Regions from separate parts of the Mus musculus genome. Here region 1 is linked to region 2. A link is a loop called in an ENCODE intact Hi-C map of the cell type or tissue named here. Cell type or tissue: left cerebral cortex. All regions are shown on one strand. Each heading gives the region's core, and the rest is flanking DNA. Links, peaks and the distances in the headings are about the cores only. Region 1 overlaps Nsmce2 (NSE2/MMS21 homolog, SMC5-SMC6 complex SUMO ligase). Region 2 overlaps Nsmce2 (NSE2/MMS21 homolog, SMC5-SMC6 complex SUMO ligase).

What was found. Peaks named below come from ENCODE experiments on the same cell type or tissue, not always from the same donor. Only the 100,000 strongest peaks of a DNase experiment are listed, where the experiment ranks them.
Region 1: a loop joins it to region 2, with 1.9 times the contacts of the local background. A loop is called at or near these places in 2 of 42 quality-filtered maps.

What each region holds. Positions count from the first base shown.
Region 1 is chr15:59,471,422-59,487,520 of GRCm38, reverse strand. The region is part of intron 4 of Nsmce2 (NSE2/MMS21 homolog, SMC5-SMC6 complex SUMO ligase); the gene reads right to left. Among named protein-coding and RNA genes, the nearest start is that of Nsmce2, 110 kb to the right of the region's middle. In left cerebral cortex, for the core only: no CTCF peak of the experiment used is centred there; DNase peaks (open chromatin) are centred at 6,171 and 6,793; H3K27ac peaks cover 2,144 bases.
Region 2 is chr15:59,558,958-59,575,056 of GRCm38, reverse strand. All of the region lies in intron 4 of Nsmce2 (NSE2/MMS21 homolog, SMC5-SMC6 complex SUMO ligase), which reads right to left. Among named protein-coding and RNA genes, the nearest start is that of Gm36677, 51 kb to the left of the region's middle. In left cerebral cortex, for the core only: no CTCF peak of the experiment used is centred there; a DNase peak (open chromatin) is centred at 7,347; H3K27ac peaks cover 1,894 bases.

The sequences.
Region 1 (16,099 bases), core at 3,182-11,181, 87 kb after region 2:
GATATTGTTCTAAAACTATCAAAATAACTTAAAGAATCTGATGACACCAATTGTTACCATAAATGACCACCAAACGAACAAGACACTATGCTGATACCAACTTTCCAAATACACACTTCCCAGAAACAGACTAAGGAAATATACAAGTTAACATTGCTATTTTTAAGTAAGGGGATTATAAGCATCTTTTTGTTTTCTTAAATGGAATTTTTTATAATAGACATCTTATAGCCACAAAAGTAATTCAAGAAAGATCTGATTAAAGCTTAACTGGATTTGAAAGCATCCAAGGGTTTGGTAGCAAAGCAGAGGCTTCTAGAGTCTTAACATTACTCATAGTGCAACTGTGTTGACATGGTGAAATATCTGAACTGAGGTGAGGAGCTAAGCTGCGGCACAGACAAGGACACTAATCTAAGTGGCCCCAGTTCTAAGGAGAAAGTGGTGTGAACAGATGTCTGTGGGTAACCTGGCGGCTCTGGACTGGGTGAGCTGCTGGAATCTAGCTCTGTGCCTCTTCTACCTGCTGTGTGACTGTCACCTCTCTGAGTGACAGGTTCCGTGCCTAGAGACTGGGGAACATGTCCACACTCACTATTGTCTGAGGAAGCAACACAAATACCCTTCTATCAAATGTCTACCACAGCAGACATGGAGGTACCTGTTACACACCAGTCATCTTGGCACTATGGGGAAGCAGAGAATTGTTGTGAATTTAAGGGCAGCCTAGGATGGATATCAAAACCCTATCTCAAAACACCAAAAGCGAAGCGAAGCGAAGCGAAGCGAAGCGAAGCGAAGCGAAGCGAAGCAAAGCAAAGCAAAGCAAAGCAAAGCAAAGCAAAGCAAAGCAAAGCAAAGCAAAGCAAAGCAAAAGCCCCTCTACCACCCTGGCAATGACCTGGCAGGTCTTTTCTCACATATCTGGAGACTGCTTCCAGTTTGTGACTCAGATCTCTAGACTAATCCCCCACCCTCACCTCATTTTAAGAATGGACTTGTCAAATCAGAGGGGCTCACTCTAACTTGAAGGGAACTTAAAAGTCATGTTAGGCTGTTGTATCCTCAGTTACTCCATCCTCTACAGAACATGGCTGTGCGTGGCACTCTCTGATATAGTCCTCTGTAGATGGAGTGCGGTCATTAAAGGAAGTGCTCACAGAGGCGAGGATAGGGTTAGGAAGGAAACAGAGATGAGGGAGGAGCGAACAGGCCTGAGAGCAGTGAAGAGAGGAAGAAGCTAAGAGAGAACAAACAACAGTCAGACTGTCAAGGAGGAAGAAATTCCTCCTTCCTCTCTTCCAAACTCACTCCCCAATCCCTGCTTCCCCATTTCTCTCCCAGCTTCTCCCCACCTTCTTCATTTTAAAAATGTACTCCCAGCCTCTGGATGAACACAGTCTTTGCTTGACACCGCACTAAGTGTGAAGCAAGGGCGGTCTTCAAAGCCCAGCCTGGCCTCTCAAGCTCCCACACTGAGATCTCAGCTGACCTGGGCTATCTATCTGGAGGCAGGGGGACACAGTGCAGGAAAGCACCTGCGGCACTCCGGCCTTCTGTGCTCTGCCACTGTGTCTCCACCTTTAGTTACACGCTCTCTCCACAGCCAAGGACCTTCCTTTCCTGAAAAAGTTCTTTTAAAGCTCCAGGCCTGGGTATATTTGAAAGTAAATGCACAGAACAACTGGACCACAAAGTCTGAGCTCTCTTCACAGGAGGCCTTTGGGCAGGAACATGCTGTCTCCAGAGTGCAGTAGCTCAGTTTCTAGCAGGTCAACTTAACATGCCAAGAAAAAAACCCAGGACAAAATTCTGGATTCTGAATTATATTCATTTATTTGTAGACATAAAAACTGAATGGAGCCCAAATACACTGGGGCATGCTATATAGAGACAACACCAAAACCACAGTTAATTAAAAGTCTATCAAAACTCATCTTTTGAAAATTATTACTTGAAAAATAAAAAGCCTAGTAATGATCTGGAAACGCCTTCAGGTAAAGTGTGTTATTTTACACCACACCAAGCACTATGATGATCTGTCTACAACTGTCAAAAACTCTACTACACTCCCCGAGAGAGAAAAGAAAATGTCTTTGGAGACAGTTTTGCTCAGTAAATAAGTTTAACTTGCTACCACGTAAAATTTTTCTTGGAAATCAAACTGAGAAATGATAAGTGAATCCCTTGCTAAATAAAACAAACATACTCTGAAAGGTGACCCAGTAACATGTTGCTGGGGATGGACTGCCCTAGGGGATGCCTTGTCCTTCTTCTCAGCACTGACTTCCCTTCTCCCCTCTTCTGTAGCTCTGGGAATCCTGACAGCTGACAGTGAGCCAGGCTAAGGAAGACTCTCAATAGCTGGTCAGTGGTGCTCACTACCAGAGTGGCTGGGATGGAGGTGAGAGGCTCAGGACGGAAAGAAGTTCTTAGAGAACTTAAAATAATGAAACAGTGGACAGAAGACCATTGCTGTTCATGGAAGCAAACCTTTCTTTTGGCTAATTTGCTTCCTGAAACTGGCCTCTGAGCCTCTTCAAGTGACAAAGCCCAATGTGTAATAAAGCCTGACTTCAGGTTTGGAGGAAAAAATGTAAGAATATCAAATTCTCAGACTCACCACAGGATCAACAGATACAGCCTGCTAAAGACATGCTGCCTGTGAGGTGAACCACACTACCTCTCTGGATGGAGCTACTCTGTTTTACTTCCCTTTAATCCCAGCACCAGGGAGGGAGAGGCAGGCAGAACTCTGTGAGTTCAAGACCAGCCTGGTCTACATACATTGTGAATTCCAGGACAGCCAGGAATCATGTAGAGAGACCCTGTCTGTAAGTAATTAAGTAAGTTAGTAGAATGAAAAATAAAATAAAATTGTAAAAGGGAGGCTGAGGGCATAGCTCAGTGGAGAACACTTACAATGCATGGGTAAAGCCCTGGGTTCACTTCTTAGTACCAGGAAACAACAGTGGAATAATTCCTAACTGTGAAACAAATAAAACCCTGTCATTTGCACAATGTGGGTAGATCTTTAGTAGGCTGAATGAAACAAGGACACAGAAAGACAAATACCACCTTATGACTCACTTATGAAAACCAGGAATTCAATCTTGTATGATGGTACAGTGATCACTAGAGTTACAGAAGGAAAAGAGAGACTTACAAGGGAAACTAAGAAAAAAGGGGGCTAGAGGAAGGCTAGACAGTAGAAGGGACTGGGTATAAGAAAGGTAAATGGCTATGCCCTTTGCCTGGAAGAAGAACAAGAAAACTCATTAAGCTGAACAATAGTATATGTTAAAAAGTACTTTTAAAGTAATTTCAATATTAAAAATAATTACTTTTTATAATGGGGTTGGGGTGGTAGTCAGTAAGGGCTGGGGTAGGAGTGACGTCTGTGTGTCCCTAGTCATAGCATTTTAGCATTAACTATGTAAACATGGGCCAGCAGAGATGGCTCAATGGTAAAGAGCGTTAGCTGTTCTTCCAGAGGACCCACGTTTGATTTCTTGAACCTACATGGCAGCTCACAACCATCTGTATCTCCAGTTTCAAAGACTCCAGCTCTTCTGGAGAAGCTCTCCTCTGAACTTTGTGTATATCAGACACTCCAGTAGTACACAAACACATGTAGGCCAAACACCAGTAACACATAGAAAAAAATGGTGCAAATACACTTCACCAATTGAATCATTTATAATGAAGGTTTTTACCTTCAATAACAAATAGACAAAAGACTCAAACCAGTGTTTCTCATAAGATACAGGAATGAGCAAGAAATATATGAAAATACCACGACAGAAATGCAAATGCAAATCACAAGAGGATATCACCTTGCTCCACTTAAAGGAGTCATTATCAAAGGGAAAAAGTAGCCAGTATTCGTGAGCATGTGGGGCAAAGGATACTCTTGCACACTGTTCATAGGAGTGAGAACTTGTACAGTCATTACAGAAGCTAGTATGGAGCTTCCTAAAAATAAAACAGGCCCAAAGGTAGAACTACCATATATGATCCAGCAATCTCACCTCTGTGTATAAAAATCAAGGTCAGCTGTTCTCCCAGGTCCAATACAACACTATCTGCATAGCCAGCATATCTTCCAATAGATGTGCGCTCTCTCTATCTCTCTGTGTCACACACACACACACACACACACACACACACACACACACACACACACGGAGAGGGAGAGGGAGAGGGAGAGGGGGAGAGAGGGGGAGGGGGAGGGGGAGGGGGAGGGGGAGGGAGAGGGAGAGAGAGAGAGAGAGAGAGAGAGAGAGAGAGAGAGAGAGAGAGAGAGAGAGAAAGGTCTGTCATTTGCAGCAACATGGATGAGCCTGGAGGACATTTAAATCAGTACTGAAAGATAAAGAGAGCAGATTCACTTCTGTGTAAGATCTAAAAAAGCTGACTTCAAGGTAGTCAAGACTACAATTTACCAAAAGTGTGTGCATTGTCCAAGAGTGATGGCAGAATGGGATAAGGACGCATAATCCAAGTTTATAAGTAGATTTTGGATGTTTTCACCATTAGAAAGTAGATGAAGTGCTAAGCATGTCAATTAGATTGACTTAGTCATCCCACATTGTAGAATCTAAAATCCTATCCAAAAAGTTACTATATGCCTGCATATTTTTTTTTGAAAATTAGAAACATTTGAAAATAGTTACTAGAACAAAATTATGACATGGTTGTCACCGGCCCTTTAAAACATAGATAATTTAATAATTTGCTTGACTGCCTCTAAGTTAATGCACCGACTTTTAAAAAATATCCTAATTTCTGGCATAGTAAGGTTCAATAAATGGCTACTACACAAATGAACAGAAGCAGAAAAATGAAACTGCACTGACCAAATAAATTTAACAGTTACCCAGTCTGTAAAACCCAGATTTAATGAGTATACAAGTTCTTTCTTATAGGGATCTTGCCTGAACTCTTACACCTAAGACCTTTTCTACACCACACACACACACACACACACACACACACACACACACACACACACACACACACACACGCGGTGGGTACTTGGGGGCAGAGGGACAGGGGTGTGTCTGATCTGCAGTAACAGAGTACTATCGGGTTATGCTGAGACTCAGCTAGGCTAATAACCTTTTAGTTTACAATCTGAAAGGGCTGATTTACCTAAACCCTGTAGTACTTACTTTAAGGACATGCCAAAAATTCACCTGCCTCCAAAACACAGCTATCAGCAGAATATGCACAACCGTGGGCCAGGAGAATGCTATGGTAAAAACCCATTCTCCCTTCTCTAGCTCCAAGGCATGGATCCTTTTGAGACAAAACACCTCAGGGATATTCCCAGCAGCCACAAGGCCGGAGTCAGAAAGCTGTAAGGGATCTCTGACTGCAGAATAAGGAACTGTGTGTTGTATCCAAGACTCAGCAGCAGCTCCATCACCAAGCATTAGCTCTTACACAGTCCTCACGCATCTCCTGGAACTCACAGAGATCCCCAATCTTTACTGGGAAGACATCTGAGTAAAGAGATTTCAAGCCTCTGAAAGGGTTTGGGTGTGGTTGAAATGGGTAACTTTGAAAACTTAGCAACACAGGATACACTATGAGTAAGTTCTTTAAAAAAAAAAAAAAAACCAAAGCTAACTCACCAGATCCTTCTGAAAGGGTTCTTTTATTAATTTCAGTGAAGTCAAGCAGAGAACAAGTTGTAATATGAAACACAATTTATGCAACTATGTTGAAATTCTCTACCAGAGTTGCATCTTCTAATGTACAATTTTATGGTAAAATAATTTCAAAATACTATCAAAAATTAGGCTAGGCTCCTTTTGGTTTTAAGACTATCATAGGAAAACCATTTTTTATATAAGTCATTGAAGTTCTAAGACAAAATGATAGTGTCTTTAAATTAGAAAAAAAAAATTGGAAGAGCTGAAACTAAACCTCAATTGAAATTACACTGTTGGGCAACTCCAAAAGCTAAACAAAAACATGTTAAAATAGAAATTGCAACATCAAGGGAAAACCATTCTCATATAGCGTTCTAGACTCAGCCCTAGCTGATCATGGATGAGGCGAGTTGCTCTGTCCTAGGTTTTCCCACAGTCAGCCAACAGGCTACTCACGATTTAGCAGCCACTTGGGTTGACTCAGGGAAAGGCATGTGAGGGAGGCCTTTAAAGAGCCAACAGAGATCCCCTGGGTGGGTCTGGTCTGCCTTTCAAAACCCATGAACTTCCCATTATATAATCTCAAATAAGAAAAGTATTTCCTAAGTTAACCGCCTAGCTGAGTGTACAGCAGGCTGCAGTACCGCCTGCCTCCCTCCCTCCCTCCCCTGGTAAGAAAGAAAAGGAAAGAGCTTTGTGAATGGCACAATCACCTTGTCTGGTAAGGACAGAAGATTAATGAATCCTGCTTAATAGTACTACTAGACTTTTTAACAAAACTTCCAGAAGCCCCAGTATCTAATCTAAAATTTCCATATTTTACTAATCTCCTATAAAATAAACTGTTAAAGAAACCACAGAATTCTGAGAAGCTTGCTTTTCCAGAAAGCCCAAGAAAAATACTTTAGTTTCGCCATTCTCAAATTCATTTGACTTAGAAACAAAGTAAACATATTACTCTATTTAATATCATTGCACAAGCAAATTCACAAGAATGAAATGTGTTCAGAGTTCCTAGAAAAAATGTAGCAATGCAGGCTGCCAACTTGTTCAATGTCAAGCACCAGGCAGCTCAGCACCAGCAGTGACTCAGAGTGAATCACGCTTAAGCTATTTTTGCTTTTAAAGTCCTGCCAGGAGCTGTGTTAATATTCAACCCAGAGTAAATTTAGCTCAACAAGAAAACAAGTGTTTCCATGGTTGCTTCTTCACGGTGTTTATGGTATATGCGCAGCCATTCGGCTTAGGAACCCAGCCAGATCATCCAAATTGAAATGCTCATCTCTCATTTACATCCAGGCATTGGAACACAGGAAATACCAAATGCAATTCAGACTGCTGTCTACCTGCCTTCCTGGATCCCAGACAGCAACATGGCAGGCAGGGCATCATTAAAGGCCCCTCTTCAAGTCTGTACCACTGAAGGAGCTCCAGAGACTGCTAGTCATAGGTTTTACTTGGTTTGTATTACAAATCAAAACTCCATTCTCTGGTTGTGGCGGTGTAACAGACTAAAGTGCCTAAAGGACTTAGCAAAGCAGTAGAAAATTAGAAGGACAGGTACGACATGGAATCTTTACACAGGATCACAGACAGTGACAGTCTGGTTATGTGGCTCAGGTTTTAAAATAAATTAGTTACAGGCAATGAGTAAGTAAGATCTGATTGTCTTTATGTTAGAAGAAAAAAATTCCACATAACATAAAATTTATCATCTTGATGCCCTTATTGTTTTTGCAACAGAAAGAAAAGTGTACTCCCTACACTAGACAGGGCAGCAGGCTGGCAGCAAGACAGGAGAGCCACCAGCAATCCATCTTAGCCTTCATTCATTAGTGCTACAGTTCCAATTCTAAGTGTCCCTCACAGGCCAATAATGCAAAAGCTTGCCTAGTGTGTGATGCTGCAGTGAGGTCTAATGTTTCTAATGTGGAATCTAGTGGAGGAAATCTAGCCCCAAATCTGTCATCTGGGGGCTAGGAGAGTACCCTTAAAGGGGATCTGAGCCCATTCCCATCTATCTCTTTGCCCCCTGGCTGCCATAAGGTAAATTCGCCTCCTTCTATGTGTTTCAGTCATAGTATACTGTGTTACCATTTGGCCCAAAGCAATAGATTGTTGAGGGAAATATTATAAAATGAACACGCCAATTCTCAGCCAGGCCAGGCTATGCTCCTGCCTGCCGCTACCAACTCTCTAGGGCTAACCCCCATGTCAGGTGATCTCACTTGCTCAGTCTCTTGGCAGTCAACTCTTCGCCCCACAGGGCCACAGGGTTCCCACTGGGCCATCTCTAAGATGTCCCCCACAAGTTCCTCACACTTCCATGCAACACCCCACACACCCTATGAAAAGCCATCTCAACACCTAATTATCCAGTAGAAACATCACTCTTAAAGCTTAATTATCCAAGTAGATTTATATAACAATAAGATCACAATTTACAAGATGCCAATACAATAATTTCAGAGCCAATTGATAATGATAAAAGTTTTACCCCAATTATTCTAACCTTGTGAAAATCTTAGCTACTAGTTGCTGTTTAAAACCACATGGGATCGGGATCTTCTTCCTGACTATCTGCCTCCATGTTGGCTTCTCCTCCTCCTCCTTCGACCTCTGTCTTCTGCGACCTCTCTGTCTCCCCAACTCCTAGCTCCGCCTCCCTTTTCCTGTCCAATCACAGGCCCCCCACTGTCCTAATGTGATTGGACAGGGAAAATCCTGCAACAATAGAAAGTGTCAAGTGACCATGGACTGAGGCCTCTGAAACCAAGAACTAAAATAAACTTATCAAAGGTTGATTGTCTCCGATACTGGGTTATTAAATCAGAAAGCTGACACAATTGGTATTAAATACATTCACATTATTATAAAAACATTTCTCTAGGACTTTTCATCTTGTAAAAATAAAAATCTACCAAATGTTCTTTAAAAACCCCTATTTTCAGAATATACTATTTCGATTCCCAACACACATAGGACTTTTGTGCTTGGGTAGCAAATGAATTGGGAAGATGGAGGAACAGATACTAGAGCAATTCCTTAACTAAATCTACTCATCCCTGGAATTCCTAGGACCATCTCTAGATTTCACTCAGGAAAAATAATGTTAACTTTCCCAGCAGAGGTATTTAAAGTACGTTGCATACACCTTAGAATATACACAAAACCATATGACTACTTTTTATAATTAACTTTTATCTAGGAAAGAAAAAAGGTTTCATTACCAATGTAAATGCTGAAATTACTTACAGCATATATACAGACAAACCAACAAAATGCAATTAATATGCAGTGAACAATGAAAAAAGCATGGAGACCCCTGCTCTAAAGGCCAAAATTCCCAAGACGCAGGACGAGTGTTCCTTATCTTCCTTCCTAGTGCAGTGCTCTACTATAAAGACAACGAAGTGGGCAAGAGCTGGTCAGCACACCCAAGAGGAGAGAGAAACTGCAACCATGTAGAACAAGTGTGTAGAACAGCCAAAGGGTCTGGCACGGCTGTGATGACAGGACTGGACACAGCAACAGTCACACAAGCAGCCTCACTGGAGAGTCATGTTCCAAGGAAAATATTCATCTTTAGACAAGCAGGATGTCAGTTATTCATGGTAGTTCAGTATTTGGAAGAAGCTTTGCAAGGGTAAGCAGGATCTTTTGAAACCCATGACTCAAAGGAACAACCATCTAAAGTACTTAGGTGACAGAAACGGTAGAAACTCCTAAAACTCACTTGAGTGGATTCTTTAATTCCTATGTAGTTATCTAGGTTAGGCCTTGGCAATAGCACAGGTGCTTAAAAAAACATGTGGATGAAAAGGAATATACCACACTTTAAGCCTGCAAAACATTTTACTTGAAACTCATTCTTTCTAAATGTGTAGTTACCTGTAGTAACTGTGTATGTAACTTTCAAAATCTCAAGGCCCTGAGGACTAGCAGTAATTTATAATAACTTTCTGACTCACTTGACCACTGGGCTGACTAACTCAACTCTACCTGGAAGTTTTGGGTTAGAGGGATATAAAATAGATATCTATTATATATATATATACTTAAAGCTAAGCAGAGGAGTATATGAGAGAAAGAGAAACAGGTCGAGTGAGTTTTAAAGAGAGTGGAAACATTCTTTATGATGCTATACATAATGCAGTTGTCAAAGCTATCTTACTCAACAATTCTAGTCTGGACACATACACAGAAGAATTGAAGGATGAACTCAGACAGATATAGCCCAATAGTCACGAGTGAATGATTCACATGATAATTGAAAAGTAGAAACTCAAAGATGCACCAGATGAATGCTTGAAAAAATGTGATGCAAACTGAAAAACTACCTGGCCTTATTAATGCACGAACTTGTGATATAGGTGGTGGACAAAACATTCAAGCCAGTGTGGAGCATGCCCTTGTATACACACACAGACAGTCAAATGCATCCAGGCAGGAAGTAGTTCATGGAAGCCAATGAGGAGGAGGAGGTGAAGAATTACTATTTAACCCGTATCAGATTTCTGTTTGGGATGCTAAAAAAAGTCCCAGCCTTGGTGGTGACAACTGCACAATGTGAACATACTTAATTCCACCAAACAGTAGACTTAGAATGTTAAAGGGGTGAATTTTAGAGAACATAAAATCCATCACACATATCAAAACACACAGCAGAATAAGTCCAAGTGGAAATAAGTGTTAGTAGCAATAGCTCATATACTGTTATGCTCTCTCAATGATCTCCTTAAAAACAGGGGAACTAGTGTTTGAGTGTAGGAAATGTGAACTCTGCACTGACTGCTTGGTTCTATAACTCCAGTGATGCTCTTAAAAAAAAAAAAAGAGAGTCTATTAGTTAAATAAAAATCCTAAGAAAAGCAAAGGGGGTTAATCTGTGTCCAAGTCCTGTCTGCTGTGCAGTGTCTTGTACTGACCTCCACTAATCCATTATCTCCTAAGGACACCGAGTCTCCACAATGCACCCTTCTTGCTTCCTTTCTTACAATGTGACCTCATCTCTAACACCCACGGATCTCTCAGTCCTGGAGGCCAGGGTTCCAGATTTCCCTGCTTCCTTGAGCCCTTGATGTCCCTAATGCTCCCTAGGTTGCATATCTTGCTCTGACCTGTAACTTCTCTCGACTTCTGCCTTGTGTTTATTTTGGCTTGATGGGAATGGCCTACTATTGGCCTTTGGTACTCTAAACCCAGACACGGTTCCCTAATTCTGGCTTCTAACCTCTTATTTATCTTGCTATAAGGCACAATTCATGCTGGCAATAATGAAATAGGAAGAACAGTTAGATAGATGATACTGGCTCAAAATTATAATATTCTAGACATTTCCTTATTCTACAAATAATATTTTTGTTCAATGTAAACTGCTTCTTTGTAAAGTTCTCAAAGCAGCTCTTTATTCTACCTTCGAATTTTCTGCTTTAAGCTGACATTCAGAGTAGTCTAGACATAAAGAATGGTAAACATGGATGTCTACAGGGAAAGACAAAAAGAAATTGATACAAAAGAAAATGTTTCAAGTGGAATCTAATGGAGAGGTGGCACTTATCTGTATGTATTCAGAAACAATCAACCCTATCACTGTGTAAGTCAAACATAAAGCATTCAGGCTCCATGTCACATGTATACTGCAGTCTGGAGATGGAAGAAGACTGAGGGCCTTGTGTGAGCTCTTCTATTAAAACAATACATTTGAGTGGCATCACCCCAACTGGTATTTACTAAAACACCCAAAGAAAAGCTTAGGCACAGCAAGGTACGGGCAGTGAAGCGACCCTGAGAATGGTTATATACCACATGAGGGTCTGATGGTACTAAGGGATGGGGATAGATCAAGAGGATGTCTTCTTCAGTGGCATGACTCCTTCTGCTTTTGGTGCCCTCAAAGGGAAAGCACAAGGTAGAGAATAATAATTTAGGGAGGAAAAAGGGTATAAATGTTCAAGATTTATTTTTCATATTATACTTTTTCAAAGACAAACAGCTAAACTCCCTTTCCCCATTCTTAAATGGGAACTTAAGCTCTGACCAATTATCATTCACTGTGAGTGTAATTTCTGGATCATTAGATATGATGACACATGGGTCCTACGATTTGTGACTGGAATGGAGAATGATCTTTCTTCGAAGCAGGTCTACTGTGTGAAGTAAAGGCATATGCAAGGCTCTTCCTACCTGTACCTACCTCAGCCAGCTCTGCAGGGTGGATCCAGACACTTCTACTACGCACCACTAGGAAACATGTCAGAACATCTAACCAATACCCTTAACTATCTTTGGTTAGCATGTAAAAAAGTACATACCAAAGAGGCTGAGAAGTGTGTTTATGTGGTATGGTGATAGGGTTAATTACAATCTAGCAACAAAGGCAGGAACTAGTAAAAAAAAAAAAATCTTTGGATAATCAATCCAAGACTATCTATAGAACAGTCAATGGGTAAGTATCTGAGGGAGACTACAGGATGAATGATAGATATAATGCCTCTCCCTTCACACCACAAATTGGGATAGAAGTATATGTCAACGGTGAGAAATACTAGGAACTAGAACTGAGGAATGAGAGGGGATGCCAGTGTCATTGATGGAGGTGACGGAGACAGCAGAAATATGCTGGAGGTGAACAAATACCACAAAGCTGAATCAGAGCGGTTTACAAAGATGTACATGTCAAAACCAAAAGGATAGCTACGTGTGATAGTGCATACCCACGATCCCATCAGGAGGCTGAGGCAGGAGAGTTGCAAGTTCAAAGCTAGACTGGCTACACAGTAAGATATTGTCTTAAAATCAAGCAAAAAAATATTGTGTGGAAATTCCTCACATGGTAACATGGAGGCTAGACAGTATTAGCTAAGTAGCACCACTTCAGAAGTAAGAGTGAGAAAAATGACATTTATTCATAACAGTATTTTAAAAGCTATCTTAATCATAAAGGCTCCCTTGAACTTATAGGCATAAAATTAGGATCTTATATTTTATTACTGACTTTATAGTTGTTTTTAGCACATTGGCCTTTGCTGTATGGCTAAGCACCTTACTATGTACTATGCAAACTGCATTAAAGAAGATGTATCTTTATGGAGTCATCTCCAAAAAGTTTAATGTACTCAGTAAGAACCAGTTAGGAAAGAAAGTTTATAGAGCAGACTTATCTTTCAAATTCAGAAAAGGAAATTCCCCAATTCTTCCCACCAGCTTAGGCGTTACCTAGATCTGGATATACTTGTCAAAAGTGCCACCTGCCGTTACTCAATGGGGGTTTCCATGTCAGAAGGGAAACACCTGTTTCTGATTTTCCCCAAACAAAACCTAGGTGAGTGCTACTCACTGACACTGAGATGGGCCCTTCATCTGTAACACACACACACACACACACACACACACACACACACACACACACAGACACACACACACACAGACACACACACAGACACACACACAGACACACACACACACAGACACACACACACACAGACACACACACACATCAGAGGAGAGAGAATGAAGTGTGGGCTCCATGGAAGGAACAACTTGCTAAGAGTGCTCCTAGCACTGTGTGGCTGCAGGCTTGTTGCAGCTGTATTATCTCGGGCTCTTTAATAGGTGCCACTGAAGACTATCTGTAATTAAATAATTACCTTCTTGAGAAAACATGACTCCATTCTAAATTGAGCAGGATTCTTACCTCTCTTCTTATTCAAAGTTCTTCTAAGTCTTACTCAAACCTCATTCTGTCTATGAAGCCATCACTCGTTTCAAAGATGGCTCCTTTCTCAGGTGGTGATTACATGAGACACATGTGCTAGCACACTAGCATTTGTCTCCTCCGGTTCTATCTCAGCAACACTACACTCTCATTTCTTTCCCAGACTTTATTATTTGTGTTCATTAAGTATCTTCGTTATTCTGTTTAAAGGGCTATAGCATATTCAATATGCCCTATCATCTATTAAGGCATATCTTGAAAGGATAAAAATCTCTTGCAAATAAGGAATATGCTTACACTTCTTTTTATTTTACTAAATACCTGGTTTGAGCTCAGGTATGAGAGAGATACTCGAAAAGAGCTAACAAATGCTGTAAAGGAGAAGCAACAGAAGCCAAATTCTACTTGAGTCATGCTCTCGGTTCAAGTTTGCTGGGATACCTTTATGAAGATCCACGTCCCAGACTAAGCAGATGAGTTTGAAGAGTCCTTTAAAGACCCCCCTGCTCTTCAGGGGTAAGATAGCCAGGAGAGGATGAAGAACAAACACTCGAGCATGCTGTCTTAGCAGTTAAAAACAAGTATTACAGTATTTTTAAAATGAACTAATAAACATGAGCTGCTGTGGGAGACTAAAGACCTCCAATTTGTTATGCCACCAAAGCCAGCCGCGAACTTGAGCTCTTTCTGCCCACTGCATCCCAACTGCTGGGATTCCAGGCCTGTGTCACTACCAACAGCCATCCTGCTACTCACAAGGTTTTCTTCTCTAAGTTTATCATTTTACATTTTCATTTAGGGTATATTCTTTTAAGAAATATTTTTGGGAATTATAATTACATCATTTAATCTTCCCTTTCCTTCTTCCAAATTCTCCCATGCAATTTGTAATGATATTTTCCCAAATGGCTAAGCTGTGGTCTGAGAGCCACCTCTAAGTCCTTATTTTTGGAGGTCCAAGATTATATTCAGGCAGTATCCCATCTGCATGACACTTCTTGTATTATTCTCTCTTCCCCAGGTAGTCTCCAGTAGCTCAGAACCTCACCAACACTCCAGCGGGCTTCTGTAAGCAAGAACTCTTTCCATTCCAGTCTATCCTATATGCCACAACAGTGTCACCTTTTTCAAGTTCAAGTTCAACCACAAGACACAGCTCATGAAAAATGAACTCTCTCCATTATTTGATTAAATTGGCTTACTTAAGGCAATAGTGACATCAATCAGCTCGATGTACACTTGTAACCCCTTCTCTCATATACTCAGAATTTTATTTAATAGATTACTTGCTCCTCGTGCCTTTTCTTCTATTTCTGTTCATAGGTTAATGATCACCAGGTGTACGTTATGTACACATGTACACACACACACACACACACACACACACACACATGTTCGCACATACACCCAAGGGCTGTATACTAATTTAAATATTATCATGACATAATAAAACATTTTGTAAGTGAATAATTTTTTCCAAGCTCTGATTGTTCTTGAATTTTCCTATTGAACACTATAGAGGAGTATCAGAATATAGGGTATTTGATCTGGAATTATCACATTAGCATTTCACCCCCAAAGTATTATTTATCAGAAAATATAGTATTGATACACTTTTGAATCTATAATAGCTGAATACAACTCTCTTAAATTATCACTGGATTATGTTAAGTTTAAGCTTCAGATGCAGCTAGTGTCTTTTATTAACTATGGGATGATTTTGAGATCAGTGACTTGAAAATTCACCTCTCAACCCTCTGTTCCTGGTCCTCTCTCCTCTTCCCGATATGGTATATCCAGTTCCCATATCATATTCCCGATATGGTATATCCAGTTCCCAGACTATGTTATAACCAGGCCAGTGGCCAAAGAATACCCTCACTACTTTTAAAGCTTGTACTCAAAATATAATAATGCATTTTCTATTTTACCAGACTAGGTCATGGGGAATTTGCTATTTATGTAAAATGAGTCAAGCAAGAGAAGAAAATGGTATATTTCAGTTCCTGTATCTACTGGGATCTACGGTAACTAAATGCAAAGGATGGAGAATAGCTTGCTGAGATAGGTAGAGGGCAGAATTCTGTTCATTCAAATATTGTAAGTTGGATATTTTAATATTGAGTTCCATTCAACACAGTCTAAAACAAAGCAATTAGCACATTCAAAGCTTCCATAAAGTTTAACTATCATTCCTTTTCTTTCCAAAAACCTAGCTTACAAAAAAACAAAAACAAAACAAACAAAACAAAACAAAAAACCCTAGCTTACATTTTCCCTAATCTGTGTTGTTAGACTGCCCTTCAGAGTAAGACTGCTTTAAAAGTCTCACTTTACAGATGTGATTTCATCTGTATTAGGAGGACATCGCTAAAGTCTGTGGTGTCTGTTAAAAGACAGAAGGGTGGATTTACTACAAGCAAAGAAAGAAAGAGGGATGGAATGTACCATGCTGAGATGAGCAAGTCTGGAGTTGAAAGAGAACGGAGAACTTTCTAGGGACTATGAGTGTCTGGGATGAAAGACTAGAGGAGAAAATGGGAAAGGGGACAGATAGCCTTTACTATTCTGGAGGGTTGATGGGAGCAACCAGAAGACCATTACTCAATTTCTGGCAGTTCCCCGAGTACAAGCATGTAGCAGTGAATTTGTTAAACTGCTTTATGCTCCTGGCGGGTCACACCTCCTACCACCCACCAGAGCCCTCTGGATTTGAGAATGA
Region 2 (16,099 bases), core at 3,449-11,448:
CCAGGAGATGAACTCCCAAAGCATATTTATTACGGAAGAAAGTTTTTATTTTTATATTTTTAGCCAAGTTCTGCCTGCCTCTGCCGTTGAGAGTGCTGGCATTGGTTAGCCTAGGAAGAAATTTTAAAATGTCAAAGCTTGAGGGTACAAATCCACTGAGGCTTAACAACACCGTCACCGTCATGTCAGCAAAGCTACCCACAGATGGGTTGGCTTCTGATGACCAAGTGGCCAGGCCATCAGGGCAGGACCTCCTACGCTAACGTACCACCCAGACCATGCCTTTCGTTTGCATGGCTCTGTCTGAAGTTAGTCTAACAACCAACATCCTTCCTGAAGGGAGACTTCAGCTGACAGAATGGATGAGATAAAATCAAAGTCAGAGAGAGAAAGCAGAGGGAGGAAGAAGCACACGAGGGTGATCGACTGAAGAACTCCCGAAAGCACCCAGTGATGAAGCTTCCTAAACTCAGCCCTTGTCCCTAAGACTTTCCTCGACCCCACCCCCACTCCCCAGCCTTTTAAACCCTTCCTCACATGCACAGTACGACACAGGACTTCATAGTAAGGATCAGCTAAGGACATGGCTCTGGTGAATGTATACAACAGATGTGAGTCATTTGTTCATTTTGTAAACATGAAGAAGTCACACTAAAACTTCTTTACTTTCACGGGGCTTCCCAATATGCTTAGCACGGAACATTTGATCTTTTCCCAACTCATTTCGAGAAACGTCAGGGAGAGCAAACCTGACCACTGAAAGCCTACATATTCCAGACAGGTGATGATAGTGGAGGCAAGCACGGGAACATAGCAGCAGCATCAACAGAGGCTGTAATGTCTACAGGCCTTGCCTATGCTGCACAGAAGGAAGCAAGAGGGGTCCAGAGAGCAGAGGGCTCTGCCTTCTCTGGAGAACGCACTCAGGAGTCCTCTGGAGACCACCATCTTCTACTGGAGGCAGGTAAACACATCCTTCAGTCTTTATGCCACTGTTTTACCACTAACCCTGTAAGCTTCTCGAGGGCAGGGCCAGCTTTTACTCATCTTTAAATTCCCTGGGATGGTACCCAGACAGGAGCTCTGTGGCAGGATGTGGACTGTACCCTTACAGGGTCCTTGGTGGCTTCCAGATGCTCTGCTCATTCTATAGGTCTTGTGCAGAGAAGAGTCACATTTCCTGTAGGCATACACTTGGGGCGTGAGGGGTTGGGAGTGAGGGTGCTGAGTCCAGGCCCCAGAACCACTGGCTGCCTCTGCCACCAACTTTGAATGGGTGTTTCCTGTGTGTGCTTTCTTCTCCATCTCATTAGGCGACTCTGAAGACGAAGTAAAACACCTTACCCTCTAACAAGGAGGAGTGTGGGACCCAGTAAATGGATGAAGTAGCAGCAAAGCCAGAAAAACAAAACAAAACAAAACAAAACAAAACAAAACAAAACAAAGCACGAGGACTCTGGGGACGGTTTCTCAAAAAAGAGGCTGACTGGCTGGTGTGTCTTTCTGTCTTCAAACCTGTGGGTGTCTAACTCTTAAATCTGGGTGCCTGTGGTCCTACACCACAGAAGACAGTATTGCTGTTGAGTGGACAGCCTGCTGGTAAGTGGGTATGAGAAAATGGAAGGAAGGAAAGAGAAAGTGTGAAGAGAAAGCTCCCAAGAATTTGCTTCAGGAACTCCATGAAGATTCCAGGTAACTGCCACTATGAGGATGTAATGGTGCCGAGCACAGGCGAGTAATTCCTAATGGAGTGTTGGGGGAGATCTGGATCATTCTGATGCAGCAATGAGTAGACACCCCCCACATGGTAGAGGGACAAGGCTATACCATAGCTCTCCAGTTCCCCAGAGTGCAATTCTCTTTGTCAGCTATAACGCATGGTGTTCATGACAAAAACAAGTAAATCTGGAGGGGCAACTGGAGGTGATGGGGCAAGCTTCCCTTGCTTCCCTGAGCCCTGAGCTAGAAGCCCCGTGGGGGACAGGTAGGCAGGGGCTTCAGAAGCCAAGAGAAGAAGCACACTAAAAATAAATGAAGGGTGAACATCAAGGAGGCAGAGAAATTGCACAGGGATGTAATCAGCACGCTAATTACAGGGTCATAATTAGGAGCGCTGGAATGAAATTAAGAAGAGGGAAATTTTAATTGTCAGGAAGAACTCTTAGGGAGAGATGGCTTCTCACACAGCACCGACTGAAAGGCCATTCATCTTAACAACGTTGGCCCAAACAAGCTGGCAAGTATTTAAGGCGAATTTATTTCTGTTATCCAAAGTAGGCTAGGTTACTTGATGACACACAGAGGCCTCTTGTATCTAATTTTATCATCTTGCTCTAATTCTAAATTAAATAGTAAAAGGAAAAAAAAAAAAGAACTAATGATGAAGAAGTCCATGACTGTCTCATTCCAAAAGTCTGATTCAGCTGCTAAGGAGATCAAAGCAGAAAGAATAGAACAGTCAAACACGGTCTCATGGATGGCAGAGCCGCAGATGAAGAATCTTAAAATACAGTTTTATTTTCGAGAATTAATACTGAGATGGAATTCAACCCAGTCAACCATGCTGAGAGGCGTTGCAGAGTTATCAGTTTTCTCTGTCTTTCTTTTTTTCTTTCTTCAGACAGGGTCTTGTCAAGGCTGGTTGTGAATTTACCACATATTTGGGGCTGACCTTGAACTCCTGCCTCAGTCTCCCCACTACTGAAATGATGGGCATGTGGCATCGTGCCTGGCTCAGCATTTAGTCTAATTTTATCATGGCATCTTGGAGTAGTCTCTCTGTGAACCGATAACCAAGACTAAACCAGAAAGATGGTCAAGAAAAACCTAAAGAAAACTGATTTTTCTTTTCCTCATTTAGGAACCCAAGATATGATTCATGCAATTTTCATGTGGCAACTGTGTAGGCGCAGAAGGCAGGGCTGAGCCAGGCAGGGAAGGCATCTTGTGGTACAGCACAGTATGGGGAGCACACAGGAAGTGGGGAGCATTCTGGGAGGCCTCAGATAGTGATGACAGAAGGGACAGTAATGCATGCTGGGAGTTACCCAAGGGAAAAGGAGCTGAGCTGAGTGAGTGCAGGGAAACCTGTGGGGCAGGCGCTGCCACCCTAACATTTTTCACGATGGGTACAAGGACAGTCACTCCCATGATGTGTACAAAGCCCTGGTGTTCATTACATCAGCAACCAAAGCATCTGAGAGATTTTTCTCACCACTGATTCTTCAAATGCCCTTAGAATGTCAGCACACAGAAACATGCTGGTTTCCTTCCTCACATCCCTGCTGAGATAAGTTCCTGACACTCTTGAGAGGCCCTGCAAACACTAAGTAAGACAAGAGTTCGCTGCCTTGTGTTGGGACAGACGGTGCCGTGACAACGTGTGGCATGTGTCCTGTGAACTCTAGCAAGACTCCTGGGAGGAAAGGCCACTAAGCATCGTAGGGGCTCAAGGGAAAGCATTGGGAGACATCTGAGGCTGGGGGAGACAAGTCATGGCATGGATAGGACGGCAGGCAAACCAGAAGGAAACCAGACACTGCTGGAGACTCCACAGCAGCCGGGTACCAGGTGCCATCTAAAATGTACCTCTGCTTGGGAGTTACACACAACATTCTGACAAGATTTCCCCAGGGTCAGTCCAATCTTGGGACTAGGTACTCTGTGTTCTCCCAGCCTGTCCGCTCATCCTTGACCATCAAGTCAATTGTGAATCTCAGTCTAGAGCTGTAGATGCCACCTTTTTGTGGGATCTTTGTAAAACCCTTTTTCTGAATTCAGATCCCAAGGCGTCTGAAGCCACATGATGCCCTATCACAAACATTTCCGTGGCCCTCACTTCTCAGCACATACTACTTATTACTGCTGGAGTAAAATTAATCTAAAACCCCATTACTGACGACAGGCACTGTATTTAGAAAGGATAGACAGTCTGAAGGCAGGCGCAGGAAGTCTGCAGCACTCAGGATATTATAAGGCAGGCTTTGATCTCATACCGTGTTAACTATATAACTATGCAATTGCTAACTTGCCCTTTCTTTTCCATATCACCTTCATGGCTCTGGTAAAATGCTCACTGCCATTGCTAATGAAGTCAGAAGTGATCATCGCTGGGCTTTGACTGCACTTGGGAGTTTCAATGCAATAGAGATTTACATGCTGTTGTCAGAACAAGCAAGGCTTTCATTCTAAGTGAAAAGGGAACCTGGCTTTTCAAAAGCTAAGTGAGGAGAAAATTCAAGCTGAGGGGGCTTTGGGAGCTCCTGCAGTAGGAAACGTGGCTTCTGTTGACCCTAGTGTATAGAAACTATTCTCCAGAGCCTTTACCTTACAAGCAGGTTTTGCTTCCCTGTCTTGGTCCAACAGCAACAACAGATAGCCTTTGGGTTAGACAGCCTTTACTGGCAGCAAGCTAGAGGGACAAGTACAAGGACCTGAAAGCCCTGACCTCAATGGCTTTGTGACCTGGGAAGGTATGTCCACTGCGCTCTGCTCTTCACTCTGTTTCTTCTCCAATGTGAAAAGTAAATCATGAGACCGGCAGGAGGGCGGACTCCAGACTCTCCAAACCCACTCCAGTCTTAAATCCTTTATACTCACCATCAGACCATCTTAAAAAAAAAAAAAAAAGCAGACAAAATTTTTTGTGGGTATTTGGCTAAGTCCACTCAAACAGCTCCTTACACTGAGCCCATGGGAAGCCTGGGATTTCAAGAGTCAACCTGCTGGCAAGCTAATCTTGCACAACATCCTAATTTATGTTACAGAAGTAAATGGCCATTAGTAACCTGGCAAATAAAATTTGGATCTCAAGTGATGAAAACATGTTTCACTGTGACCAATATTAAGTAGGTTGAGCAACAGAAGTAGTTACCCAAGTACAGCATGTAGGTGCAATGTGGCTATTCCTAACATTCTGGAAACTGTGTTACAGGAGCCAGTGGACAACAGAGAGGAATTATGTTTAGACATGTCCCCTACAGGAGGGGGAGCAGGGTTGTAAGTCAGCAGTAAGAGCACGACTTAATCCAGGGGCTAGGACCTATGCTCCCAGCGAGGTGAAGCCCTTTAGCCTACTCCTAGAGCCAAACCTCTACCCATCTGACTCTTCTCACCTCAAGAGTACAAAGATCTCACACAGGTAACCTAGTTTTGTCAAAGGTAATTGTTTTCTACCAATTACATGATTAGTGATTCACACTAAGTCACAGTTTATCAACAGTGGGTATCCCATGTCACTGGAAAGGAAAGGGTAAACAGACAGGATATGGGGTTGTCACATGGGACATTTCCAGACACAATGGCTACAAAGTACTAGTTTGGGGAGAGGAGACTCATTCCCATCATTCCCAGGTGACGAATATTCACTCGTCCACACACTGGGCAGCACAATGCCACACACGGCAAAGGGACGTGAGGCCAATCCTTGTGGCCAGCTTTGGCCATGTCACCTCTGCACCATCAAGACCTCAGGCTCCCTGGTTCTCAGACGCTGGCCCTGGTCTGTTCACAGCTTCTGGCTCTGTCCCTGTCAAGTCTTCCTTACTGCTCTCCAGTCTAGCCGAGGCAGTAGGGGCATGGAAGCCATGGTTCAGAGTCAGGCCTGGGAAAATCCTACCTGTTCCCTGCCCATCTCTGCACTCCGTGCCCCTTTTCTTCATGTGTAAGTGGGATGCTTAATTGGCAGGTCTACTGAAAAGATTTAAACTAATTTATAACTTAATGAATGACTGACCAATGTAGTCAGCACAGCTAAGTCCTTCTTCTCCCCCTCTTCCTTGGATTCTAGGATACGAGATGTGTTTACTGTGCTTCCTGCCTAAAAGCCTCCTTTCTCATCTTTAAAAAAAATTAATGATCCATTCTTACAGGACCCTGGGCCCTGCCAGACTTAATTCCCCTGCTCTCCCTCCAGTGCAAGGCTGGCATGATAGCACACAGCTTCCCGGAGTTTTCGATCTTTCCATTCCTAGCTGTATCCTCTCACATCCGTGATCTACCATCTTATTCCAGTGCCCGATGCACACAGGCCTGTGGCAGATTTTGTGAGACCCTAGGTCACAGGATGCTGTGCTATCATCTATTGAGAGGACACATCAACATATTAATCTGCTTTTACCTTTCATCTTTTGTTGGGCATTGCAACGTTAAACACTCCAACTCACCAGTAAAGCTTATTATGTGACATCTTTCTTCTTGAGGAGCCTTCCTTTTTTCTAACTCGATGGGTCATGTCACCAGGTCAATCACTGCCAAGTAAGTAACTTCCGGTCAATTTGTTCTTCCTTAAGCATCGGTGAGGCAATGGCAAAAACTTGCATTATTTTCTTGCTCTTTCTAATCAGAAATGTATGACCCCACCCACAGCTACCATTTTATCCCCTTTTGTTTGCAGGCCTAGATAGAAGCTTTCGGTGATCTCCTATGGCTCTCCCTAACATTCCCCCTCAATACCCTGAGAGAGGCCTCAAGGAAGGAACCAACAAGTATGAACTCTGTCTCCCGAACGCCCTGTGCTTTTAAGAAAGCCACCCAAGTCTGAGTGGGCATTCACTGGCACAGGAACACTGGCTTGGAGGAAAACACCTGTCTGAAAAGCTGTTCTAAGGAAAAAGACATTTTATGCAATATGCTAGACATGGCATGAAATGGCTGTTCAGGAATGGTGGCAGTGACTTTAACCCCCCTGAACCACTTTCGACCACCTAGTCATGTCAGTAAGACCCATGAGAATGCTGTCGTTGGCAACTGTTTGGTGACTTCTGGCCTCTTCAGATTCCTACTCTGACTCCTCCCCACCCATCCACCCCCCACCCCCGTGCTCTAAATCAGTTATACACACTGCTTTATAACAGGTTAATGCATTTTTTTTCTTCTTTTGTACACCACTCTTCTCAAACATATGCCCATGGTCACTGTGCTTTGGACTGGCTTCTCAGACCTCATTTCCAGATGTCCTTGAAATGACAACTCTTAATGAAAGCCTTCCTGATTGAATAGAGGAAACTCCCTTGAGGAAACCAATTCTGTTCTGCTGTGTCCTGCCATCTGCTCCTGAATTCCCATGTGATCTGAGTGAGGTACTTCCCTTCTCTATATTAACTGGGCAGGCAGGATACATTCAAGCTTTTCCTAGCCGAGAGACTAGATTGTTGGTGCTAAAATATGTGGCTTCCATGCCTTTTCTTGCCCTGAGAGAAACTCATGAGCCTTTGGCTTTCCTTGATGTCCTCAAGGGCTGAGCCCATTATCTCAGTAAGTCCCTAGCACAGCACAACACACTGCTGCCCAGGACTAATGTGTGCATTTAGACAACAATGATCAAAGCACCTCCAGCGAGGCACCGACAGCTGCCACTAGATGACTCAGACCTCTCTGAAAAATGGCTTAATTTAGCAGCCTTTCAGTTGTCTGCAGAACAGACTGTGAGTAAAGGACACGGTGAACAGAACAGAACATCTTTTAACTAGCTTGACCCCACAGTGGCCCTTTAAGGTCAGGCAGCTCTCGATAGCACAGAGAGAGAAGCGTTTGCCTCTGCTCTTCAGCCAGTAGAGAACCAGGGGCTGGGATAACCTGGGAAGACCCTGTACTGGCCGAGTGTCTTCTGAACCTAAGGCTGGCCTTGGTCACTGACTAGCCCTGGGAGTGACTCAGGGAATTGCTTTCTCTTCCTGGGCCTGGAAAACGGCTGTGGCAATGCTCCCTAAACCTGGCAAACTAAACTACAAAGACGCCTCGGTCCCCTACTCCTAGGGCTTTGACTCTGATGGCCTGGCATGGGCACAGGATGATGTGTTTCCTGTATGGTTCCCTCTCAGGAGCAAGTGCTGCTGGCAGCAGTGTGTAGGATACTGGATTCTCCACCTGGTGCTCCCCTCAGACAATCCTGTCTCTTCCAAGGTCCCAAACCAATTAGATGACATGGTCTTCCGCCCTTCCTCTTCCCTTCTCTCTTTAGAACCAAACTGGACTGTTTCCAAGTACACTGCATGGTAGCTCACCACATTCATGAGAACTCAAAAGAAATTTTGAAATCAAGGACTGGTTCGTAAGACTCAAGGGTTCACTGAAGAGGCAATCTCCTTTTGACAGAAACCCAAGCTCAAGTGCAGCAAGCAGCTCCTTCCTGAACACCCATTACTTACCAACCAGGAACACAGAAGGCACAGGCCAGGCAGAGGCCTGCTCTCCAGCACATGGGGATTCTTCTAAAATGGGCACGGTGGCTGCATGTGGCAGAGTGAGGGGGCAAGAGGACTGCTGTGGGTTTGAGGCCAGGGTGGGCTACACAGAAAGTACCCGGTCAGCCAAGATTACATAGCAAGACCCGATCTGAGACAAAAACAGGACCGGTGAGATGTTCAGCAGATAAAGATACCTGCACCAAGCTTGGTGAACTATGTTTGAACCATAGGACTCCAAGTTTGGAGGAGACAACGGAACCCTACATGCTGTCTTCTAAACTCCTGTATGTAACACAGCATGCACAAGCCTCCCACGATAAAGAGTAAATGCAAAACCAGCCAACTAACCAACAGCGAAACACTACCTGTTCATCTGGATTCTCTTATCAAGAGCTTAACTATTCAGTGAAAGTCTAATCAGACTAAGAACCTGTTCTGTAATGCGAGCTATGATGCACTGAAAGCCAGCACTCTGCTATGCATAGTCTGCAAATTATCTAATTTAATGGAGACAACGCTGATGCTAGTGCTTTCTCTCATGTTTTTTTGAAAACTGGAAACCTCAGAGCAGGCCAAAGCTAAGCATATTTAATTCTACAAACCATACAATCCTATTACTGTGACCTTAATAGCGGATAGACTTATGGTAGATATTTCTAGGATATCTGTGAATATGAAGGCTTATATCAAATCTGCCAATTTTCTAAGCATATATAAAGTGGAGACAGAAACATACCCTTTCCAGACATATCAAGTTGCTTTACTTAGGAGAATGTAGACACACTGGACAAGACACTAAACTGCAGACTCTAGATAACTTCCTCCTCTGTGTGACCTTGCAGTTAGTTTTATATCTATTGTTGGGGAAATTAAGCAGATTAAGTCCACACAGCAGCTTTGGTCTTCTCAATAAAGTCTGCAACTCTGATTTGTCCCAGAGCTGCAGCTGACTGGAGCTTAGAAGCAGCCGAGTCTGGATTTCCTGTGTGCCGCTCTAACCTTGGCTCTTCCACCCTATACATGCAATCACACGGCTAGTGATTGGAACTGGAGATGAAACAAGCTTGTCTCAAGTTCTTTGCAAAAAGATTTGGGCTGGAAAACAATGAAATGACTTCTAGTATCACACTCTGATGTTGGAGGTACTGCCCCAAAGTGTGTTGGGCAGTTCCAATTAACAGGAAAATACAGATCAAGATGGTTAGTTGTTAAAAATCTAGAACATAGTTTTAAAATCACAAGCCGGGCATGGTGGCGCACGCCTTTAATCCTAGGCAGAGGCAGGAGGCCAGCCTGGTCTACAAAGTGAGTTCCAGGACAGCCAGGGCTACACAGAGAAACCCTGTCTCGGGGTGGGGTGGGGGTTGGGGGGTGGGAACAATAAAATCACAGCGGGGAAGAATGCCTATTTTCTTTCTCACGATGCTTTCCTGCCTTGTGTGGCTGCTCTGTCTATGGCACAGTACTTGACATTGACAGTGTTTTACAATCTTTGTATTATCTACTCTTTCCCATATGCCACGAGTAAGGACCTGGGGACAGATAATCACTTGGCAGGTAGGGAAATGGCCACAGGAGTCTACCAAACTGCTCAATGCTATGTTTTCTTCCCGAATGCATGGCTGTACTTCCACAGTGCATGGCACAAACACAGGAGCCTAATGTGTAAAGGGAACAGGTGGACTTTTTTGCTTTTTAGTGGACTTGGCATTATATTCAAACTGAAAAAGCTGCGGTCACCTAGTGCTAGCCCTGGTCTACAGCTGAGTCAATGGAGACGCAAGATCTCTAGTCTACCTGTCCCTACTTGGGGACCCCGTTCCACATGGTTTCCCCCTCCTTGATGCCATGTTCTAAATTCTCCTTTATTTAGCACCCGATGAACATTCAAAGCTTAAGGAATGCTTCCCATTGGATGTCTAGGATATGTTGATCTTTCTGAGGTGGGTTTATGGTCTGTGGTTCTGATGCTATGACATAGAGCTATGGGTCTCCAAGGCTAGCTTCCTTCCTGAGGGCAGTGGAGTGAATCTTCACTTCTTCATGGTGCATCCCAAAGTGAGTCCTGTTTTCACCTAGCCAGAGCTGTCTTTCTTTCTCTTCCCCTTAAAGCCACCCCTTCCCACTCACTCCTAGGCCATCACATCCTCTCCTTTGGCTCAACTGTCGTTGGTCCAAACTCCCACCTCAGCGGTTTGATGCTTAGGAGCCCTACATACATGGTAATTCACCTGGCTTTGGTTTAAACTCCCCACCTCAGTGGTCTGATGGTTATGGGGTTCTAGGTGACTGGTGGCTTTTCAGGAGGGTTCTTTGGCAAGAGTAACAATTACTCTAGTACTTACTCTTCCCAGTACCGTGCGAGTGAGGGCTTGATGATCAATAAGCACTCTAGGTGAGGAAACAGCCCACACGAGTCTACTGAGCTGCTCAATGCTATGACACTCCCACACCCACCTACTTTTGTTATGTATTGCCTAGGCAGGCATGGAACTCAGGTGTAGAACAAGACAGGCTCTTGCTTCTGCCTTGAAAGTGATGGGACTACAGATGTGTGCCATCATGTCCAGCATCCATCCAGAGCTGAATTAATGCTGTATACATACCTCAGTTGATAAGGTGTTACATAATTCTCTGAGGCAGGCTACCATATTATTCCCATTATAGATAAGGGGACTGGGGCACAGAGAGGTGAATTTGTCTGAGTGCTGAGGCTTCTGCTATACCAGGCTAGACAGCTTCAGGGGTACAAGGCTTTCAACTCTTCCCAGGACACACTTTTCACAACCTGTAAGGAAAGGGTACTTGCTGATGTAAATGGGGGCTCAGACCAGGGCTTTACTAAGGCCTCACCTTGGTAATGCCTCGATGTGATTCAAGAGTGGCTGCCTTTGTCTTAGAAGTAATAAATACCCCTAGGTGATTCTGGACACAGACATACCCAGTTTTACAGCCTGCAGATGAGCAGGAGGGTCACCACGATGTGGGAATAGAGGCTCATGGAAGCAGTCTGTAGACGCTTCCTCCTGTGTGTTGGGACCAGATGACCTCAGGTACTATTTCCAGCTGTAACATTTTAAGACCGCCATTCCCTTGGCACTAAAATAAAAGAGCTAGAGAGTGGAACCCATCTGACCTAAATTAGAGCACAGGCTGAGAGTGCTGCTGCGAACACCACGTCACTCACTCATGCTGGAGACTCAACCCCTAACCTGGCCTGTGACCAGGGCCGTTTTTGGAAGAATGTGGGTCATGGTCTCACAGGAGGGCTGCTCCTTGCCCCCTGCCTCTGGCATCATAGTGAGTTCCCAAAGCATCAGGACTGAGCAGCCAAGCTCAGTAGTGTGCATAAGATACTCGCTACACTGCCACAAACCCCAACCCAGACTCTCGGGTGCTCCAGTCTTTACAGTAAATTCAGAGAGCCCCACCTTATTCTAACACTTATTCTGCTCCTGCTGGAATCTGGTGAGACATGGAAACGAATCCTGAAACAAAGACTATTTCACTTAACCCCACCCATCTTTCACCGTGACAAGATCCTGTGAAGGAGGACTGAGTAATCTCTTCCAAAGATGGGAGCAACATGAGGTTTCATAAGTCAGGGTTACAATTCTGCCATTGATTGGATACAGTTCTGATTCTCCTGAGAAGTCTGAAGGAAGGAGGAAATGCACAGAGCTGTATAGTTACTCCTTTCTCCTAACAAGGCTATCCTGGAACTTACTATGTAGACCAGGCTGCCCCCAAACTCAGAGCCCCTCTTGCTTCTGCTTCCCAAGTGCTGTGATTAAAGGTGTGTGTTGTCACACGTGGCAGGATAATGTCTCTTTTTGTTTTTAATTTTCTTCCCTTTTTAAACTTGGTTTTTTGAGCTAGGGTTTCTCTGTGTAGCTTTGGCTGCCCTGGAGTGGCCTCGGTAGGCTAGGCTGGCCTTGAACTCACTCTACCTGCCTCTGCTCCCAGGTGCCAAGACTAAAGGCATATGCCATCACTACCCACCACAGTGTCTCCACTTAAATGTGCCCATAGACTGTAATGTGGAAAATGGCCAGTGTGATTCTCTCAAAGGTTAAGTTCCATTAAAGCAAACACCTTTGCTCTTTTATGGTTGTGGAGACTGAACAAAGGCCTTGCACATACTAAGCTGGTGGAGGCCAGTTACCCTCCCAGTCCAGGAGTTTCTAGAAATGTAGAAAAACCTCACTCATACTTACGATAGTTTCTTGTGTATGTCAATGTGTTCTTGGACAGTTATTTGTTTGTTTGTTTATTTATTTATTGTGGAGCTAGTGTCTAGCCTAGGCTAGCCTCAAAGTTCAGACCCTCCTGCTTTAGCCTCCCCAATGCTGGAACTCCAAGTTTGCTCAACAAAATCAATTCTATTTGTCTAAAAAAAGTTTTTCACATGTATGTGTCTATGTATGCCATGTGTTTGTGGGTGGACCTGGAGTTAAAGGCAGCCATGGGATACAATATGGGTGCTCTTAATGGTGGAGCCATCTCTCAGACCTGGCTTATACGTCAATTATATATTTTTTCAATTGACAGTTACAATTAAATGGAAAACTGCCATTTTGCTTTCTCTTCTTTTTTCCTCTTTCTGTACCTTTGTAATCAGTTTTCTTTTTGCATGTACAAAAGAACATACATACACACACATATATGGATGTGGCATATACATGTGTGTATAATTTACAAATATATACAACTAACCTCATGTTGAGGGTATAGGTTAGTGGCAGAGCTCCTGTCTGGCAGGCAAGCCCTTGTACTTGATTCTTAGCATATCAGGAAAAAAAAAAATCAACAAAGTGAATGGAACACCCTAATCTAAGGGGGGCAGAATCCTACTCTTAGATATAAATGTATCCCTTACACACACTGCTATGTATATGCAATACAATATATATATATATATATATATATATATGTGTGTGTGTGTGTATATATATATATATATACACATATATATATATGTGTGTGTGTGTGTGTGTGTTACACATATACATACAAACTCATTTTTACTTAAAGGTTAATATATAATGCTTTGTTTTGAGAGAGGCTATGTAGCATAGGATGGCTTTGAACTTGTGAGCCTCTTGCTTCAGCCTTTTAAACCCTGGCTAACATGCATGGCTCAACATACATTATTTTGCACCTTGTATTTCACAATTATTAATTTATTTGTGGGATCATTTTATATTGGACACACAGATTAACTTCCTTTTAAAACTCAGTTGCATAATGTTCTGTTCTGTAGCCTTCTGGAATTCACTGAGTTAATCCCTAACAATGAGCAGCTAAGCAGCTACCATCCTCCCCTTTAATGAGGCATGGCTGGTCTACAAAGGACTGAGCTTGGTACGTCTGACAGGTGTATACAGCCATGCAACATCACAATCAAAATAGGGACCAAAGCCCTCACCCTAGAGTTTCCTTGTGTCCTTTGTAATTACCCACTTCTGCACCTCTGGCTCCCACTGGCCTCCAAGGCAGCAACTGACTTCAGTCACTTAGGTCAATTTGCATGGTAAAGAATTTTATCAAAGTGGAACCATATAGCATGTGTTCTCCTTTGGTCTTTGCTGTATGTATCAAAGTCTGGTCGTTTCTGTTCTCTGGGCAGTACTGCATTCTCTCTAATAGGCATGCCACTGAGCATGTATACAGACAGCCATAAGTTGTGGGGTGTCTGGGTTTTCCAACTCTGAACAATTACAATCAAAGCTGCTGTGGGCATTAGTGCAGGAGTCTTCCTATGACACACGCATCCAATGCTCTAACTAAACACCCTGGAGAAGGATTACCTGCTCATGCAGTCTATGGTATGCCTGACTTTGAAAGAGACTCCTGAATTGCTTCCTAAAGCATTCACATCAGCCAATATTTTCACCCCAGGCAAGAGGCGGTCGGCCTCCCTAGCTCCACTGCTTTGCCAACACTTGGTATGATCAACAGCTTATGTTGTTTTCAAAACTTTAAGCACCCTCGTATGTGTAAAGTGGTTTTAATCTGTATTTCTGTACTGACCAAAGAGTTATGGGCTTGTCAGCTGTATATCTAGTTTTGAAGTAGCTGTTGAATATTTTTGTGTATTTCAAGACCTTTTGAAAATCTTTCTTGAAAAAAACCTTTTTAGATTATTTTCTTAGTGAACTTCTAGAGTTCATTTTATGTTGTTGATACAAAATGTTATATTTCGTCATAAAAAATAGCATTCTCTTGTTACAGATGGTTGTGAGCCACCATGTGGTTGCTGGGATTTGAACTCAGGACCTCTGGAAGAGCAGTCAGTGCTCTTTACCACTGAGCCATGTCTCCAGCCCCCCAAAATAGCATTCTCTAGTTCATCACTGGTTCCTTCACTCCTGCTAAAGAACAGAATTTAGATGAGTATGTATGTATGTAAGTATGTATGTATGTATACATGTGTGTGTGTATATATATGATATTTTATATTTTTAAGACATACAACCCATTTCAAATTAACTTATATATAGTATGAAATATACGCCGTTTAAACTACAAGTCTGTGTGTGTGCGTGTGTGTACATGCACTGTGTACGCTTGCCCCAGCAGACCTAGGGAGGTTGCAGGATAACTTGTAGCTGATGTTTCTCTCACTCTTTTCATTCTCCCATGTGGGATGCAGGGACTGAATTCAGGTTAGCTGCAGGCGCCTGTACCCACAGAGCTATCTTGCCAGTTCTCAAAATTTACTTTCTGTGTATGTATATCCAGTTGATACACTATCATTTGTTGAGAGAATTATTCCTTTCTCAGTGAGCTGTGTCTCATACTTGTGAAAAATCCTTGAATTCTCCTTATACATTTGTGGAGAATTAACTGGCTGCCTCTGAATGTCTATTTTGGATTTGAAAATGTTTCACAGGCCTTCTAAAATGTTGCTTCTTATACTACACTGTTGTGGCTATTACTGCTTTGTAAGTCTCAAAGTCAGGTAAGAATCTAACTTCGTTTCCTGTTGGTTATGTTTACCCCTTCAGGTCTTTCTTTGTGTAGTCCTGGGTGTCCTGGAACTTGCTTTGTAGCTAAGGATGGCTTTGAACTCACAGAGATCCGCTTGCCCTGCCTCTATTTGTATTTATTACTTTAAAACTGTGGAGAATAAACCCTCAGGTGACGAGGGGAGCTGACTATTTCCCAAGTATGGGGAAATTTCCGAATAGTTTTCTGTTAACTTCAAATGTAATTCCACTGTAGCGACCAACTGTTGAAATCTCTGTAACTGTGTACACAGTGCTCTTATGTTCTTTTAACCTTGTGTTTTATATTTAATAGAGACTCTGTGAGCCGGGCGTGGTGGTGCACACCTTCAATCCCAGCACTTGGGAGGCAGAGGCAGGTGGATTTCTGAGTACAAGGCCAGCCTGGTCTACAAAGTAATTCCAGGACAGCCAGGGCTACACAGAGAAACCCTGTCTCGAAAAACTAGACTCTATATATAGTATATAGCAGTCTTGCTTTGTTATCTAGGATGACAACTGTCTTTTAACTGTTAGGCCTGCTATAATATGGCTGGGGTCAAGAATACCATTCTTCTTTCTTTTGAGACAATTTTTCACTTTAATCTTGGTTGGCCTGAAGCTGTAAATCAGGCTGGCCCCAAACCTGATCTGCCCCCTGAGGCTCTCCTGAGAACTAGAATACTTTTAGACATGTGCCATTATGCCCGACCTTGTTCCCATTCTTTACTCTCCACTCTTAAAGCAACGTTTAAATATTTCTTCTTGATTCCATTTGTTTTCTCTATAGGGTTATTAGCAAGAATATTTTGTTGTAGAATTGAGTTGTGCAGTTTATATTACCCATTTTTAATATCATATGCGTAGAGCTGGCTGTTCTGCAACTCACAAAGCAGACCAGGCTGGCCTCGAACTCACAAAGAT